Regions from separate parts of the Homo sapiens genome. Here region 2 is linked to region 1. The links are chromatin loops, found by intact Hi-C in ENCODE. Cell type or tissue: Caco-2. All regions are shown on one strand. Links, peaks and the distances in the headings refer to the core of each region. The heading gives the core; the rest is flanking DNA.

Region 1 (9,142 bases), core at 390-8,389:
TGATTCAAACATAAAAGGTGTTTGGCTCATCAGCCCTGTGCTAATGGTTCAAGAAATTTAAAACAACATAATTAACTCCCTGAATTTATGGAACTAAGCAGAGCCCATCCTCTTTATGTCAGACCAGTGGCCCTCATCCTGGCCCCAGATGCATCTTCAGAACTTTTAAAAGTACAGATTCCTGAAAACAACCTTTGGAGTTTATGACTTAGGTCTAATGTTGAGAACCCTCTGCTAGGCACTCACCTTGGTATTTTTATGCACTCCAAGCATTCCAACATAGCCCTTGGAGCACCTGCCATTTTCTGGCATAAAAGTTCTGTGGTATTCTTTCTGTACTCTCCCCAACTCTATGGCCCGAAGATTTTAAAGATATGCAAAGCATCTTCCATTCCCAGCTGAGACTGGACACACCTGAAATAGGTAAAAGTGACAGAAAGACTGGATGGTATGGAACACTCTTCCAAGTTTCCAGGAAAAGGGCTCAATCTGAAACATAATTATTTCATTTCTTCCTTTCTACTTCCTAAGCATTGATGGTTCAGTTAACAAATGGTACCTGAGAAGCAGTGTTAGCACCTTGATGCAATGAAAGTACAAGGAAATGAGACGACCTCCTGACCTGCTTTTGACACCCCCACATATGCCTGCCTCGAGATCTTGGCTTCTCAAGGGCATGAAAAATCAGCTCCCCATTCATTTCTTTTAAAAAAAGTTTATTTCCTGCTTCCTATGTACAAGCCCTGTTCTAGGCACTGGGGACACAGTAGTGAGTGAAACACAAAAGTTTCCTTCTATTGTTGGCTTACAGTCCAGTTAAAAGAGACAAGTAAAAAACAACAACAAAAAATAGTGTCAAATTATGATTTCAATGCAAGAAATTAAAAATATGTTGTTAAAAAGAGTGAAGGGGCCAGGCGTGGTGGCTCATACCTGTAATCCCAGCACTTTGGGAGGCCAAGGTGGGCAGGTCACAAGGTCAGGATTTTGAGACCAGCCTGGCCAATATGGTGAAACCTCATCTTTACTAAAAATACAAAAAAAAATTAGCCAGGCATGGTGGCATGCACCTGTAGTCCCAGCTACTCGGGAGGCTGAGGCAGGATAATCACTTGAACCTGGAAGGCGGAGGTTGCAGCAAGCCAAGATCACGCCACTGCACTCCAGTCTGGGGGACAGAGGAAGACTCCATCTCGAAAAAAAAAAAAAAGGGTGAAGGCCAGAGTCACAGAAAGACAAACACTGCGTAATTCCACTATTTATATAAGGTATCTACAATAGTCAGACACATAGAAGCAGAGAGTAGAATGCTGGTTCCCAGGAGCTGCAGGGAGGGAAGGATGGGATAGGGAGTGTCTATTCAACAGGTATAAAGTTTCAGTTACGTGAGATAAGAAAGTTCTGGAGATCTGTGGTACAGTATTATGCCTATTATAAACAATGCTATATTGCACTGTTAAAAACTTGGCAAGAGGGTAGGTTTCACATTAAGTATTCCTACCACAATGAAAAAGATGTTAAATAAAATAAATAAATAAGTGAAGAGCATAAAGCAGGACATGGGAGTGGGCAGGGAGATGAGGAGGAGTCGGGGGGCCCTTTCTTCCCTCCCTTTACTCCTGCCTCAGAAGGTAACATCTGAGCTGAGCTCAAGGAAAAGAATGAACCAGCATGCAGAGAGCCTACAGAACGAGCAATGTGACAGCTGAGGCCTAATAGGAAGCAGAAGACACTCACAAGGGACGATGTGCAAAAGCGCAGGTAGAGCTTAATGAAACTAGCTACCCAGGGCTACCAAAAGTGGGGGGAACCATGAGCACCCCTGGCCTGCAGGGACAAAGGGAGGAGTGGCTACCAAAAGATGGAGAAGACCCCTGATAGGAGCTGTGGCCTTTGGTAAAGGGATGCAACCATCCTCAGGTAACTAGCCAGCAAGGAAGGAGCAGGGGTGGGGTGGTAAATACCCTGAATAAATATCTCCTCCTCATTCTCTCTGATCTCCTGCTAGTGCTTCCCATTGGCCAATTCCAACAGGAAGTCAGGAAGCAAGAGTGTTCATCGATGCAATTCACACCATCAGCCTACTGGCACACAGAACAAGATGAGAAAGACTGAAGATTAGGTCTAGAAGGGCAAATGGAAGGCATCAGCATAAACACCAAGTGCAAAAGCTTGCAATGGGAAATAGCACAGCCTGTTCAAGGAGTAGAGGGGCCACTGTGCTGGAGCTTCTTAGACAAGGTATAGGATGTGACAGACAGAAGACAGGACCCTGATCATGTGGGGCCTTTTATGCCATAGTGAGGTGCTGGTATTTAATTCTGTGCCCAACAGGAAGTTTTTTAGAAGGTTGGGATAGGACATAGAACCAGATCTCACTTTTAAAGACCACTTTGCCTGCTGTGTGTGTACTACAGTAGTGGTAAGGGTGGGGGCAGGAAGCAACCAGTGCAGCACTCACCCCAGAACTCACATGTGCAGAGAAATTACACTTCTGCTTCGCCTAGATCTGATCTATTCTTGCTTGCTAGCTCCTATGCACTATAGAAAAACAAAAAAGCAGGGGATAACATTTAGATCAATACAATAATTTAAATCTTTCTTTTAGGTAAAACTCGGCCACTTTGGTTAAACATACTTAGTCTCTAGATTTCAGCAACATCCCTGGCCCCCAGGACAGTGCTGGGCAAAGAAGTGTACATGACCTTGCAGATTGGGGGTAAAAGTCCTCAAAACCATGCAGGGTCTTTTGGCTCCCCAGCAATGTGCCTTATTCCCCTTGTGATTAGCCCTCAATGGTGTCATTAGGGGCTATGGCTGAGGCTGCAGCTGGCAGGCATCTTGGTCTATGCTCCCTCTCAGCTCAGTTGGACCCAGTGACTCCCTGTATGACAGCCTCATTCATTTCAGCTCTCACGGGCATTACAAACCCCTTTAAGTCTCTGTAAATCCCCTATCTCAACAGGCCTGTGTAGGCCTTGTCAGCTCTCAAGTCTGCATTCATGTCTTGGGAGAACAGAGGAAGTACTGGGGATGCAAATTAGACCATCACTCTCTCTGACCACATCTCTGAATTGATTTCATGTGGTCACCCTCCAGGTTTGCCAAGAAGGTCCCTCAAGGAGCTTCCAGGTGATCTCTTCCCAGTGTTCCAGGCTGGAAGCAAGGAAGGAACCTCTCTGCCCCATTTCCCTTTAGGAATTTAACAGACTTCCCACTCTCCAGGGTTGAGACCAGAAGGAAGATCAGAGTGCTGAACTCACCATCTACCTCTTCTGACCCCCTTCTGTCTTCCTCCTCCAAAAATCTATTCAGGCTGGAGTGCAGCCTTCATTATCATAGTCATCATCTTCTGAACTGCAGCCTCAATGAGTGCAGAGCATTAATGGTGAATAGAATAAACATTCTATTAATATATGTTATCATAGAAATTTACAGTCTAATTTTCCAGGCCTACTCCTTGCTACGAAAATAAAAAATAAAAACATTTAAAAATCTTTTCTCTCCCTACACGGACTAGTTTTTAAGCCTACTGTCTTTCTGCAGAACCCCGTTTTTGAATGTCACAAGCCAAATCTTAACTCTTCCTTTTAGTTTGCATTCATTTATCTCATCTCAGAGGCAGATATATTCAGGAAAAAGAGAAAAGCACATGAAATTGTTCCAAACCATGGCCATCATTACATCTGCTAAGAACCTATCCTAATGTTCTGGGTGAGAAATAACCATAGCTTGATACCTGTTGGAAGTGGAGTAGAGAGTAGGAGAGATAAGTAAAAGGAGGCAGGATGAGGAAATATTTTGGAGGTAGAATCAGCAGAATTGGCTGATGGATTAGATGGTAGGGGTGAAGAAAGCTGAGGAACCAAAAATGACTCATAAGTCAGTAATAGACAGTTGGTTGTCCATTTTTACAGAAATGGGGAATCCTGGGCAAGAAACTGGTGTGCAGTGGGAAAAGTCAGGGATTCTGTTTTGAACTTATTAAATTTGAAATTCCAATGAGATATTCAAGTAATATGAAACAGGCCACTCTGATGAGAGGTCAGAGATGAGGATAAAAATTTGGGAATCAGCAGCATACAGATGGTACGTCAAGCCCACTGTAGAGTATGAAGAAAGGTTTCTTCTGTGCATGGAAGGCACCGGGGCTGAAATCCTCCATAGGCCAGCCCATGTCAGGCCAAAGAAGAAAAAACCCAACCACTCCCAAACCTCCTCAAGCCAAGCTCTCAGATTCAGCATAACATTTAAGATCCAGAATCAGGCGCCACAAACCCATCTTGAATTTACCAATAACCACAAGAGAGAGAAAATGTATACGTTGAAATTAGGTCATCATTATTGTACAGGATTTTGTTTCAGAGAAAGTTGTTAAGTGTTTATTTGGGACCAGTCGTCACGGAGAAAGCTTCCTGTGAAGCAGGAGACCAATGAGAAACAGCATTTTCTAATAGCTTGGACTTTTCTATCAACGAAGGATCTTGTGATACATCAACTTTTCAGCCCAGAAGCCACCTGGAGGGTTGGTTCTCTAACTAGTCAAATTAAACTATGGTTTAGTCTTTGGCCATGTTCTCTAACATTTTTGTTGCTGGTAGGAATCGGGAGAAAAGAATTTACAGGTCTCTCTACCTTAATGGAGGAAAAGGACCACAGTGGGGAGCTTGAGGAGTGAAATAAATAATACTATTTCCAAGGAAATAGCCCCACCTACTGAAACAAATTTCCATCTGGGTTGGGGAGGTAAGGGAGGTAAGATTGGAGTTTTTTCAGGAACTATGACTACTTAACAACTATAACCTTCTTGCTCCCTCTAGAGGGCAAAGGTATGAATAACGTGACTGTAAAGAAAAAAACCGTAATAGAAGCCATGGCTTCATTTTTACCTGCACCTTTCTTCATCACTTTGAAATAAGTATTTTAAGAGAGAGACAAAATAAAGGAAATGAATTAAAATTCCTCTGGCACTTTCCACATACTCTGACATTTGAAGCCCAAGAAATGGGGGTGCTTTGCAAGCAAAGTCAGCTCTATGGCACTAATCAAATACTTAAGACTGGCCTTATAAGATGGAGAAATGGTACAATATTGCATTGCTTTTATTAATCTATTTCTCTAAAGAGCTAATTATTTATTCTGAAAACAGGAGGATTCTGTAAGATGGTGTTCCTTCACATGTAAATTCATTTTAGAAGAATAATGGCTGGACTTTGTTTGAGGTTTTCTGAATTTTAATGAGGACATCATTCTTGCCAGGCAACTTTGTACTCTGGATATAGGTGCACATGAAAGTTAAATTACCTTATTATTCTAATGAATCTACTCTGACAATAGCCTGGTATAACAATTTGTCTACCTAGATCCAGCAGCTGAATGAAGGAAACAAGTCCAGGAGTCAAAGACAATAAACATGAATAAAGCCAGTTCTCATAAGACTGTTCTCCAAGGTTTCAGTACAATGGTTCCAAAGTAGAACTGAGACTAATTTTAAAAAGCTTCATTTCAGCCTAATGATTTTACAATAGAACAGACACTGATAACATTTAGACAGAAGGAGTAATATCTCAGAGCTGTGGGTTCAATTTGGGTAACAGTGTTTTATAAACACAGAGCCAGACGGTAAATTGCTTTAGCTTTCAAGATTATTGCTGCAATAATTAACTATTCTTTCAGAACAAACATTTGTCACCACAGGCAATGAACAGATAGCAAAAGACAAATCACACCATGACAAAGTAAAAATAGCAAAAAGGGAACTTTACAGGTGATTCCGTCCAATTTAGCATGTGATGAAAGTGGCATCTCAAGCCACTGGGGCAAAGATGTACTTTTTAATAAATGGTGTCAGGACAACTGGGTAGCCAGTTGGAAAAAAATGAAATAAAATTAGATCTGCATTTCATGCCGTACAAAAGAATAAACTCCAAATGTACCAGAGACCCAAGTACAAAAAATAAAATTATACAATTACTGGAAGAAACCATGAGTAAATTACTCTCTGATCTCAGTGTAGAGACTGACTTAAAATAGAGGCAAAAAAAGATAATTTGACCACATAAAAATGAAATATAACACATGGTAAAACAGCAACACCATCATTACCATAAACAAAGTCAAAAGACAACTGACAAACTAGGAGAAAATATTTGCAACAGACATTCCCCTAATATGTAAAGAGCTTTTGAATATCAAGGGAGAAAGGACCAAAAACCCGATATCAACAGACAAGTGAACCAAAAATATATAAAATGAAATACACAAAATGGCCCTTAAATATATGAAAAAAAATGTTATAGTTACAAAAATGCAGCCAGGCATGGTAGCTCACACCTGTAATCACAGTCTTTTGGGAGGCTGAGGGAGGAGGATTGCACGAGCCCAGGAGTTTGAGACCAGCCTGGGCAACGTAGCAAGACCCTACGTTTACAGAAAAAATTTTAAAAATTAGCAGAGTGTGGTGGTGCACATCTGTAGTCCCCGCTATTTGGGAGGCTGAGATAGGGGATCACGTGAGTCCAGGAGTTCAAAGCTGCATCATGCCACTGCACTCCAGCCTGGGCAACAGAATAACACTCTGTCACAAAAATTAAAAAAAAAAAAAGAAAAATGGACATTAAAACAACACTGAGATACCATTTCTTCTTTATCAGATTGGCAAAAATTAAAAAGTATGACAATATATTCTGTTATCAAGGCTGTGGGAGAATATTCTTGAACACTGCTGGTGAGAATGAAGATTGGTAGAGCCCTCCTGGAAGGAAATTTAACAACCCTTAGTAAAAATTATGGATGCATTTAGCTTTCGTCCTGGCAATTCTACTTCTACGAATCTACTCTGAAGTTAAACCTCCAACAATACAAAATTAATATGCACAAGGTTATCCACTACAGCATTGTAATTACGAAATATTGGAAGCGACCTAGATGCTCAATGTTCATATGTAAGAGTGGTTGAATAAACTACAATGTATCCAACACAATGGGATACTATACAGCTATAAAGAAGAATGAAGATCTCTATGAACTTATATTGAGTGATTTCCAGGACACATTAAATTTAAAATGCAAAATGTGAAAGAGTATCTATAGTATGCTACCTTTCATGAAAAACAGAAAGGAATGTAAATATATATATATTTTTCTTTCATATGTATATTCATTTGTACAAAAGAATAAACTGGCCAGGTGTGGAGGCTCACGCCTGTAATCCCAGCACTTTGGGAGGCCGAGGCAGGCGGATCATGAGGTCAGGAGTTCGAGACCAGCCTGGCCAACAAAGTGAAACCCCATCTCTACTAAAAATGTTTTGTGTTTTAAAAATACAAAAAATTAGCCAGGCATGGTGGCAGGTGCCTGTAATCCCAGCTATTTGGGAGGCTGAGGCAGGAGAATCACTTGAACCTGGGAGGCAGACGTTTCAGTGAGCCAAGATCATGCCATTCCACTTCAGCCTGGGCAACAACAGTGAGACTCCATCTCAAAAAAAAGAAAAAAGAAAAAAAAAGAATAAATCATAAATTAATGAGACTGGTTAAGAGTAAGTGGGAACAGGGCAGAAGGGAATGGGAAAAAGAAACAGAGTAATAGTCATAAAGGAGGAGTAAAACCTTTCTAAGTATACCTTTTAAAATAATTCTGACTCTTAAAATCATACAATGTTTTACATACCCCCAAAATAAATAAACCAGGATGTGAGGAGGACAACCCAAAATAGAATAAACAGTAACCAGTGAACGTAATTGTACCGCAGACGAATAACATGACAAATGAAGAGGGTGAGATAGAAAGAGCTATCGTAAGTATTTTGACTATTACAAAAAGAAAAACCAAAAGAACTATATATGTGTGTATACATGGGTTAATACACATACATACATTTCCAATGTCTTCTGAGAAGCAGTAAGCACATCTAGCTCTATGATCTTGGTTTCTAAATACCAGTCTATAATATAAGGAACCAACGCTCCTTGGAGAAACAGTTGATTTCAGGCTTAGAACATAAAATATAGATGAGCCTGGAACAGCTTCTGATGCCAAAAAGGAGTGCTCAAAAAATGACAGGGGTAGCTAAAAAAGGATATAGGAGCTAACTAGAGGGACCTCTTAATGGCTTAGGTGGAAACATTTTGAGCAATAATATATATAATGATAGTAATAGATTATGCCCGTAAGTCCAAATTGATAAAAAATAAATTAGCGTTTCAAATTAATAAATTTGAAAGTGGAATTCAAAGTGGAAGAAATGATGGAAATAAATAATCACTACTAAGCAAATATCATAGCTAATAACTGTTGCAGGGAACCATCAATGGATGCTAAAATTAGTGGACAAAAGTATGAGAAACAGGATATTTCCATAGTGTCAAAGTATCTCCCTAAAAGGTACTTATTAATTACAAAGGGAAAAATAGTCACCTTATAGTGCAGAAACCTGACAAACACTATCTAAGTAAAGTGAGCAAAGTAAACATCACCTAGGCTAGGCACAGTGGCTCACGCCTGTAATCCCAGCACTTTGGGAGGCTGAGGTGGGCAGATCATTTGAGATCAGGAGTTCGAGACCAGCCTGGCCAACATGGTGAAACCCCGTCTCTATGAAAAATAAAAAAAAATTAGCTGGGTATGGTGGCACACATCTGTAATTCTGGTGGCTGAGGCAAGAGAATTGCTTGAACCCAGGAGGTGGAGGTTGCAGTGAGCCGAGATCCTGCCACTGCACTCCAGCCTGGGTAAGAGTGAGACTCTGTCTCAAAAAAAAGTAAACATCACCAGTAATAAGACATTTGAAATCATGTACTCCCTGACATCATGCCCTGAGAAGGGCATACCATCATTTCTGTGGCATTATTGCAAAAAATGCATAATCTCACTCTAATCATGAGGAAACAACAAACAAACCCCAACAGAGGGACGGTCTAGACAATAACTGACCAGCGCTCTCCAAAAGTGTCAAGGTCATGAAGGACAAAGACTGATTACAGAGACTACAGAGACATGACAACTAAATGTATTGTGGAATTCTGGTTAGATCCCAGACCAGAAGAAGTACATTAGTAGGGAAATTGTTAGAGTTTGAATTGTTTGCAGATTAGTTTATGATGTCAATGTTAATTTCCTTATTTTTAGAAGTCTTTTCTGT
Region 2 (9,142 bases), core at 297-8,296, 270 kb before region 1:
TTTCTCTCACCTAGCAACTTCATTTATCTAGGACAGTTAAACTAAGAAATGTGGCAACAAAATGTTTCAGTGTGGATAAAATGGACTGAAACCAATCCACACACTGTACTCATAAAGTAGCTCCTCAAGGCCTTGCTTAGAGCTTACTTTTTGTTTAGAAATGTCTAAAAGCAAAGCTATAGGGTTTCCTAACTCATAGCAGTTAAGTCATAAAATTTGGCAAAGAGTGGTACAATCAGGGAACAAGGGTGGGGCTGATGCTGGAGGTACAGACACCAGTGATAGCAAGAAATGACAGGTGGCATCCTGACAGTGAAGAATATGAAAAGCAGACAAAAAAACTCCTTTAGAGGAGGGCAAATTTTCTCAAATAGTTAAAACACCTAAGGGCTACTATGTTACCACATGTTATATAGTAACTGATATTCATAAGGGTGGTCTCTAAGTAAAAAGAAAAAAGATTAAATTATATTTAGTAGATTTTATTGGGAAAGGCATGTAATTATATAATTATACTATATTATGACATTTTTGGAGACTTCTCATTTAAAATGGCTAAAATTTTTAGCTCCTAAGAGAGTTGGCTTTTGTTTTCCATATTATATACTCAGTTATTCATTTGCTCATTTAGTTTTGTTTTTTGTTTTTTGTTTTTTTTTTGAGACAGTCTTGCTCTGCCGCCTGGGCTGGAGTGCAGTGGTGCAATCTCGGCTCACTGCAACCTCCACCTCCCAGGTTCAAGTGATTCTCCTGCCTCAGCCTCCTGAGTAGCTAGGATTACAGGCTTGCACCACCATGCCTGGCTAATTTTTGTATTTTTAGTAGAGACAGGGTTTCGCCATGTTGGCCAGGCTGGTCTCAAACTCCTGACCTCAGGTGATCTGCCACCTTAGCCTTCCAAAGTGCTAGGATTACAGGTGTGAGCCATCGTGCCCGGCCTCATTTAATTTTTAAAAAGGTATTTATTAAAAAATGAAAATTGTATATATTAATGGTTTACAACATTTTTTTAAGGAATTCAATAATTTATTGAGAATAAAAGACAACTATACAATTGTAAACAAATTATTAACAAAAAATCATCTTTGTATCTTTCGGTATCTTCATGAAAACTTCAAATAATAATCATACTTTCCTTACCAATTGTCTTTTTTTTTTAACTTTTATTTTAGTTCAGGGGTACACACATGCAGGTTTGTTATATAGGTAAGTTGTGTGTCACAGGGGTTTGGTGTACAAATTATTTTGTCACCTAGGTAGTAAGCCTAGTACCCAAAAGGTAGTTTTTCCAACCTCACCCTCCTCCCTCTCTCGACCTTCAAGTAGGTCCCGGTGTCTGTTGTTCCCTTCTTTGTGTCCCAACATGGTATTTTGATATACGAATACACTGGGGAATGGCTAAATCAAACTAATTAATATATCTATTACCTCACATATTTATTTTGTTTTGTGATGAGAACATTTAAAATCTATTCTCTTAGCAATTTTCAAGTATACAATACATTGTTACTAATTCTAGTAACCGTGTTGTACAGATGTCCTGAATTTATGTTTCCTGTCTAACTGAAATTGTGTATCATTTGAAGAACATTTTCCAACCCCTCTCCCTGGCTCCCCCTACCATCACCCTGCCCTAGCCTTGCCCTAGCCCCTGATAACCACTATCCCACTAGTTGAGTTTGACTGTTTTAGATTCTACAAAGAGGTGAGATCATGCTGTATTTGGCTTTCTGTGCCTGGCTTATACCACTTAGCATAATGTCTTCCAGGTTCATCCATGTCATTGAAAGTGACAGGATTTCCTTCTTCTCTTTAAAGGCTGAATAATATTCCTATGTATGTATGTATGTATGTGTGTATATATATATATATATATATATGTCACATTTTCTCATCCATTGATGGACACCTAGGTTGATTACATATCTTGGCTATTGTGGATAATGCTTCATTTGCTCATTTCCTTCCTTCCTTCTTTCCTTTCTTCCTTCTTCTTTTCCTCTTTTCAGACAGGGTCTCACTATGTTGCCCAGGCTAAACTCACATTCTAGGGCTCAAGCAATCCTCCCCGCTCAGCCTCAGAATAGCTGGGATTATAGGCACATACCACCATGCCCAGTTTATTACTTTCTTATAGCCTGCAAAGCATCGTGATAAGTGTCAGGAAAAAATAATATGGTTCCTCAAAAAGTAAAATTTGTGAGTCTGGAAAAGCAGGCATCTTGGGTTTAGAATAAAGGTCAGAGATTTAGATCTGGATTTGGAAGCCACTTGAATAAAGTTTTGGTTGAAGCTATGGATTATGGTGGAAGGGGTAGAGAAGGAGACAGGGGCAGCTCGGGAAAGAACTAGGTGGTGAGCTCACTCTTCAATGATGGATAAGGCTAATATTACTATATTGCAGATAGGATGTACATTAATCCTCCTAAAAACTAGAATGGACTACGAATTGGAAAGTTTAGACATAATAACGGACTAAATCTCCTTTGGAACAGAAACTTTGCCTAAGGCCAATACCCCTGTCGCCTCCCTCCCCACCACCAGGGACTCCATCTAAATGCATAATTAGATAAAAAGGAAGAGTTGCTGAGGAAGACAAACTTGACTGAGCCTCAGTCTTGTAAAGCAATTAAGTAAATGTCACCACAGAGCGGATTTTAGCACTTAAGGTTTGACTCTGATGATTAAGGCTCTCACCTACTCACAATGTGAAATTCTACAAAGTAAACTGGGGCTATGAAATGTTTTGACACTTGTTAAGAAGAAATACCTTCTAATTATTCAGTGATTGATATGAAAAATGAATACAGTGCATTCAAATATGTAATTTATAGTACATTAAAATACAGAAATCTGAGAGAACAAAAGTGTCTGATTTTACCATTGATGTCTGTGGGTAGAAAGGAAGCAGTAATCAAGATGGCACATTCTGACTATTCTGTGATTCCAGTCTAAGCCTTCAGTTAAGTCCTAGGAACAGCAGAGGTGTACCTTGTTTAACTAATTCACCAAAATGTGTTGATGCAAGGCCCTTTGGCAGTTGCATGGGAAACACAAAGGCCATCAATACTTAGCCCTAGTTTTGAAGGAGATTATGAGTAGCTGAGGTAGGTACAAATGACTACCTCAGAAGGCAAAAGGTGATTATAAAGTGCCTCTGCATATCTCTTGTTCCAACTTTTGAACAAATCATCCAAAGAATTTGGACCTTACATAGGAAGTAAGCAGTACCCAACATGTAATTAACAGCAACTTCAACAGTAGTATTTTTTTCTTTAACGTATCACTACTACTTATCAGATAACTTTTTTTTTTTTTTTTTTGAGTCAGAATTTTGCTCTTGTTGCCCAGGCTGGAGTGCAATGGCACAATCTCTGCTCACCGCAATCTCTGCCTCCCAAGTTCAAGCGATTCTCCTGCCTCAGCCTCCCGAGTAGCTGGGATTACAGACATATGCCACCATGCTCAGCTAATTTTGTGTTTTTAGTAGAGACAAATTTTCTCCATGTTGGTCAGGCTGGTCTCAAACTCCCAAACTCAGGTGATCTGCTCGACTCAGCCTCCCAAAGTGCCGGGATTACAGGCGTAAGCTACCAAGCCTGACCTATGGGGTGCCTTTTTAACCAGGAGCAGACTACATCAGTATGTAATTAAAGCTACAACCTTATAAGTGCTTCCAATTAATTGTCTCCAAAAGCAATTTCTACATAGCCCAATTGTGAAAATCAAAGGTACCTGGCTGAAATATTTCCTGGGACACAGTAGGCAAATTTGTTTTAAATTTGGTACAGACAAACTGAGTTGTATATTTACAATGTGAACTAACTGCTATCACTTGAAACTTAAATTTATCACATTATTTAGACAGACATAATTAGTAGAACTCTTCTTTGGAGGTTGAATGCTCCCGGTGATAGTCATGTATGCATCTAGAAAGCCCAGGAAGTAGACTTCTGCCAGATGACAGCCATCTGGTGGCCCTTTGGTAAAATGATGCCTGTTTTTACATCACTGCCCTTTTAACCAAGAAAGCTACTTGAGACATCTTGAATTGGAGGAAGGGTCCACAATGCATCGAGTAAGTATTTCCTAGTGCAGGCCAGGATGGCTCTTTTAAAAACCAACTTTATGTCTCAGAACAGTTTAGATTTACAGAAAAATTGTGAAAATAGCACAGAGTTCCCATGTACCATGTGCCCAGGTTCTCCTATTATTAACATCTTACATTTTGCGGTATACTTATTAGCACTAAAGAAACAAAATTGATGCAGTGTCAATAACTACAGTCCATACTTTTGTTCCCATTTCTTTAGTTCTCACCTAAGGTCCTCTTTCTGTCTCGGATTCCATTTTGGATGCGAATGGAAATTGGATGTGTCCTTAGACTCCTCGTGGCCGTGGCAGTTTATCAGGCTTTCCTTGCTTTCAGTGACCTGAACAGTCAATTTCGGGAGTACCAGTCGGATATTTTGTAGAATGTCCCTTTATTGGGATTTGTCTGATGTTTTTCTCATGACTAGACTGTGGTCATGGATTCTGGGGAGAAAGTCACAGATTCCACAGATGCCATTTTCATCACATCATATCAAGGATAACATAGCATCAACATGACTTGTCACTGTGCTGGTGATCTTGAGCACCCGGTTGAGGTACTGTTTGTAAGGTTTCCCCACTGTAAAGTTACTCTTTTGCTTCTTCCCAGACTATACTCTTTGGAAGGAAGTTACTATACACAGCCTCAATTAAGGAATTGGGAGTTACATTCCATCTCCTTGAGGCCAGAGTATCTCCACAAAATATGGAATTTTTCTGCTTGGGAGATTTGTCTCTTTTATACTATTTATTTATTCAATCATTTATTTATAACATGGACTCATGGATATTTATTTTGTATTTTGAGATATAATCCAAATGCTTATTTATTTATTTTATTTGTCAAATTGTTCCAGCTTTGGCCATTGGGAGCTCTTTCAGTTGGCTCCTGTGTTCCTTTGAATATAGTCTCATCATTGTAAGTTTTGGCCTTTGTTTTGTTTTAGAACTTGCTTATTTTCTGGCTCTACAGGGTGCCCTAGGTTCATCTTGTATATTTTTTTGCTCCAGCCCTAGAATCATTCGTGTCTCCAAGAATCCCTGGTTCTTTTTATTGGATAATGGCCTTGGAAATCAACACCTGGGCACCAAGTATGCTTGCTGCTAATAAGATATTAGGGTGCTATTTTGATGTTCAAGTACAAGTTTGTTCTCATCTTCCTAGAGATTTTCACAGACCCATTTCTCTTTTCCTACTAAATTCACAGCCTGCCCCTCATCCGCTCGGTAAACTCCACCGTCTTCTCTTAGCTATTCATTATCTGCAACTCCTTCAGGACCAAAGCAGCGTTAGAAAAAGCCACCAGAAAAATGAACTCCTTCAGGAACTTGTGTCTCTTAGAACTGATCAGTAGGTATCCCTAGAGAAAATCTGATCCCTTTCCTACCTCTAGGCAGGTGTTTCAGTTCTGATGCACCTTTTAGCTCCTTTTAGCTGCACAATCAGGTATCTACCCTTTAAGAAAGAGGACCCTTTCTTAATAACCAGAAACTCAGCTCAAAATAAATAATAAGGAAATAAAACAATAAGCAAGTATTCTTATAAATGCTCAATAATAAATATGACTAACTACCCATTTCCCTCATAAAGCATTTTAAATGTAAAAGAAAATGTTCTGAATTTCTTTCCTCTGTTGATCAGGCAGCACAGAATCTGCTGCTTGTGTTTTGATGTACTCTGATCTGGGAACCTGTCTGATTAAAGCTATGTTCCCATCCTGCAGAGTTAAGGGCATTCATTGGAAATAATGTATTTTAATGACCAATGAGCAGATGCTATTATCCTGAAATCACATTTCCCATCACTTGGCTGGGATTTGTCTCTTTTTGACATTTGCGTCCTTTTTAAGATTCAGTAGAGACTTTTAACTCCAACAGAGCTCCAAGAGGAGGTAAATGTGAGGGTTTTAATAATTCAACCTTGGAGATCTCTCTAGAAATCAGGACTTATTCACAATGTATTAAGATCTCTTTCTGATCTGCTTGCCAATTCACTGTGCCAGGTCACAGGTATTGGCAGTCTCCCCTATTTGAACTGACATTACCTACTGGAATCACCTGGCAGACTGCCAGCTTGGGACTTCTTGCATCCACTTACGACTTCCTGCAGGAGCCACTGAGAACCTAGATCTGGCTCATGAGAGCAACGTGTCGCACCCTTGAGGAAGGCAGACCCAGCCAGTCTTCTGAAGCAGTCTTCCACCTGGCATTTGAGTAACTGGGGTCTTTTAGGCAATTTAAACAGTTCCTCAGCTTAACCCAGAGGCTCATTGTTCTCAGGTGGATTTTGTTTTGCTTGCATAGTTTCATATTTTAAATTAAATGAGCTGCCATTATTTCAGAATCAAGAATTTCACATAATTTTTCAAGTTTTTTACTTCTCCTGAAGAAAGAAAACAAGCTGGTGCCATTGGACCCCACCTTGCCACATGAAAGTTCAGTAGTGGCTGCCTTTTGGAAACTAGCACTGGGTGAACGCTGACTCTCCGTCATGCATCGCACTCCAGTTTTGCAGAGTGACTGCAGTGGGTTCCCATCTGCGCCACTTAACCTGTGAAATCATTGCCAGCCCCTAGGGGCATCAGGGTTTGTGCCTACTGGCAGGGAATTCAAAGGCTACTCGTCCCTCTTGTAACTGTTTGTCCAATCCCTAAAAACATTGCACTTAAAGCCCTCAAATTTTAAAGGAAAGATAGTTTTCAGATTTGCAGGCTTAAATTAGTCCAAATAGGATTCAACGCTAAATCACTGTGCGGTTCTAAAATGAAAAGTTATGACAGACAGGTTCACCAACAGATGTTAGTAAAGATCTATCTTAATCTCCCTTTAAATGAGGCTTTTTTTCCATGTGAACTTTTCATAACAATTTATCAACAGATTTACCCCATTTAAAAGAAAATCCAACATTGAAAGCTCAAAATTTACACAAAAATTACATTAGGATATGTTTTCTCATTTATTCTCAAAATATTTATTCATTGTACACTACTATAGGCTAGGCAATGTTCTAGGCATTGATTTGTTTAAACAATAATTTATATTCAGTAGCACAAGGGATAATCAGGTGGAAAAAATATAAGCCATAAAACTCTAAGAACATTAAGACTGTGTGTGTGTTTCTGAAAACATGGAATAGTTAGAGGCCAATGGATCAAATACATACCTATATACTAAAAATATTTTAACATATACTTATATAATAGATGTTAATGCATTTTATATTATATGCATTTATTTGTATATTTGTATAAAATGTATTACATATATTATATATTCATTTATATAAAGTTTTTTTTTCTAAAGAGGTCTCATTTTGTCACCCAGGCTGGAGTGCAGTGGCCTGATCTCTGCTCACTGCAGCCTTGACCTCCTGGGCTCAAGCCATCCTTCCACCTCAGCCCCCCAAGTAGCTGGGACTACAAGCACAAACCATCAGGCCTGGATAAATTTTTCGTATTTTTTGTAAAGACAGGGTTTCACTGTGTTGCTCAGGCTGGTCTTGAACTCCTGAGCTCAAGCAATCTGACCACCTTGGTCTCCCGAAGTGCTAAGATTACAGGCCTGAGCCACTGTGCTGGGTCATATATAAAAATTAAAAGGCTATCCACCAAGGTGACAAATAATTGTTCTCTGTGTATAATAGGATTACAACTGAACTTTTTCTTCCTTTTTACTATCTATATTTAAGTCAATTTTTCTTCTACGATGAACCTATATACTTTATTTTTAAAGAAATAATTTATAAAATTTGTATTTGTGTCAAAAATGCCAAAAGTACTGGAATTTGAAGAGGAAGTGCCCCAAGAATAAACCTTCTGGATTCCGGTGTTTTCAAGTCAGTTTCCAGTGGCAAATAGCACAAGTTTTTTTACTTAGTAGTGGGAGATCCTGGATCTTGAAACATGTGCTGGGTAAATGGAGGATCTAGTGGGTGGTCAGGGATGGACAGAAACTACTGGATGGAAGAAAGTCCACTTGGCAGATAGACCATGATTTCTGACCATGGCATCAAGGGACAAGTGAAGGTCATCCAATAGAACACTTTAAGAAGATCCAACACAGAGAAACAGGGAGTGCCAAACAGTGTGGGTGGTACCCGGGACCAGCAAACGGGGAGGGAATCAAAAGCATTCATTATGCACGTTTTATGTGACAAGTGCTAAAGTATGTGATATTTTTATGCATCATAATGAGGAAACAGGCTCAGAGAGGCAAGGGAAACTAGCAAATGGTGAATGCTGACTCCCTGTCACGCACTGTACAATGTATTTCACAGACATGATGAAAATTGCCAAGATCACACAAGTAGTGAGTAGGAGAGTTACAGTTCAAATCAAGGTTTTCTGATTTCATGGCCAATGCTTCTTCCACTCACTATCCCGCCCTTCCTCTGCCTCTGCACCATGAAACATCATCTCAGGAATCCATTCAAGCTATAAGCATGGCGGGGGGGTCTCCTCCCAAGCTGCCCTCTGATGAGGCTGGCACTGGCAAGGCCTCTCAAGGAGAAGAGCTTCCTGAGGACCCCACAGACACACAGGCACAAATGCCATCTTCATCTAGTGTCAGAGAAGCAGACACAGCCCAATATTTATACAATTTTTGGCTGGCTCTAATTTCCAACAATTCATTGAATGCAATAAAATGAGCCAATGATAAAAAGACATTTGGGAGGCTGAGGTGGGAGAATCACTTGAGCCCAGGGAGGCCAAGGCTGCAGTGAGCCATGATTGCACCCCAGTACTCCAGCCTGGACAACAGAACCAGTAATTGTTTAAACAAAAAATTAAAAAAATAAAAAGACATCATTCCTATTTCCAAAAGAAATGGTGGATTTAGGGATGAGAAAAGAGGACACAGATTGTTACTCCCTGGAGTGAATTTCTTCATGTTGTCATAAGCTCTCAGCATTAGCCAATGTGGCATGAGCAGCATTACCGGGATCTTAGAAAGAAAGGGATCCCCATTATTTGCAGAAGTATCATTAAGGCTATACAACTGTGGCACCAAAGGACAGGCACTATTTAAAAATATGCAAAAATTAAAAAGC

The links. Peaks named below come from ENCODE experiments on the same cell type or tissue, not always from the same donor. Only the 100,000 strongest peaks of a DNase experiment are listed, where the experiment ranks them.
Region 2: a loop joins it to region 1, with 3 times the contacts of the local background. A loop is called at or near these places in 11 of 110 quality-filtered maps.

Annotation. Positions count from the first base shown.
Region 1 is chr14:51,279,168-51,288,309 of GRCh38, reverse strand. It overlaps LOC124903315 (a long non-coding RNA gene), which reads right to left and starts at 879. Exons shown (of 2, transcript XR_007064164.1): 1 at 247-879. In Caco-2, for the core only: a CTCF peak has its summit at 4,745; no DNase peak of the experiment used is centred there.
Region 2 is chr14:51,549,984-51,559,125 of GRCh38, reverse strand. The region is part of intron 2 of FRMD6-AS2 (FRMD6 antisense RNA 2); the gene reads left to right. It also overlaps a transcript of FRMD6 not described here. Among named protein-coding and RNA genes, the nearest start is that of FRMD6-AS2, 45 kb to the left of the region's middle. In Caco-2, for the core only: a CTCF peak has its summit at 3,980 (motif pointing left); no DNase peak of the experiment used is centred there.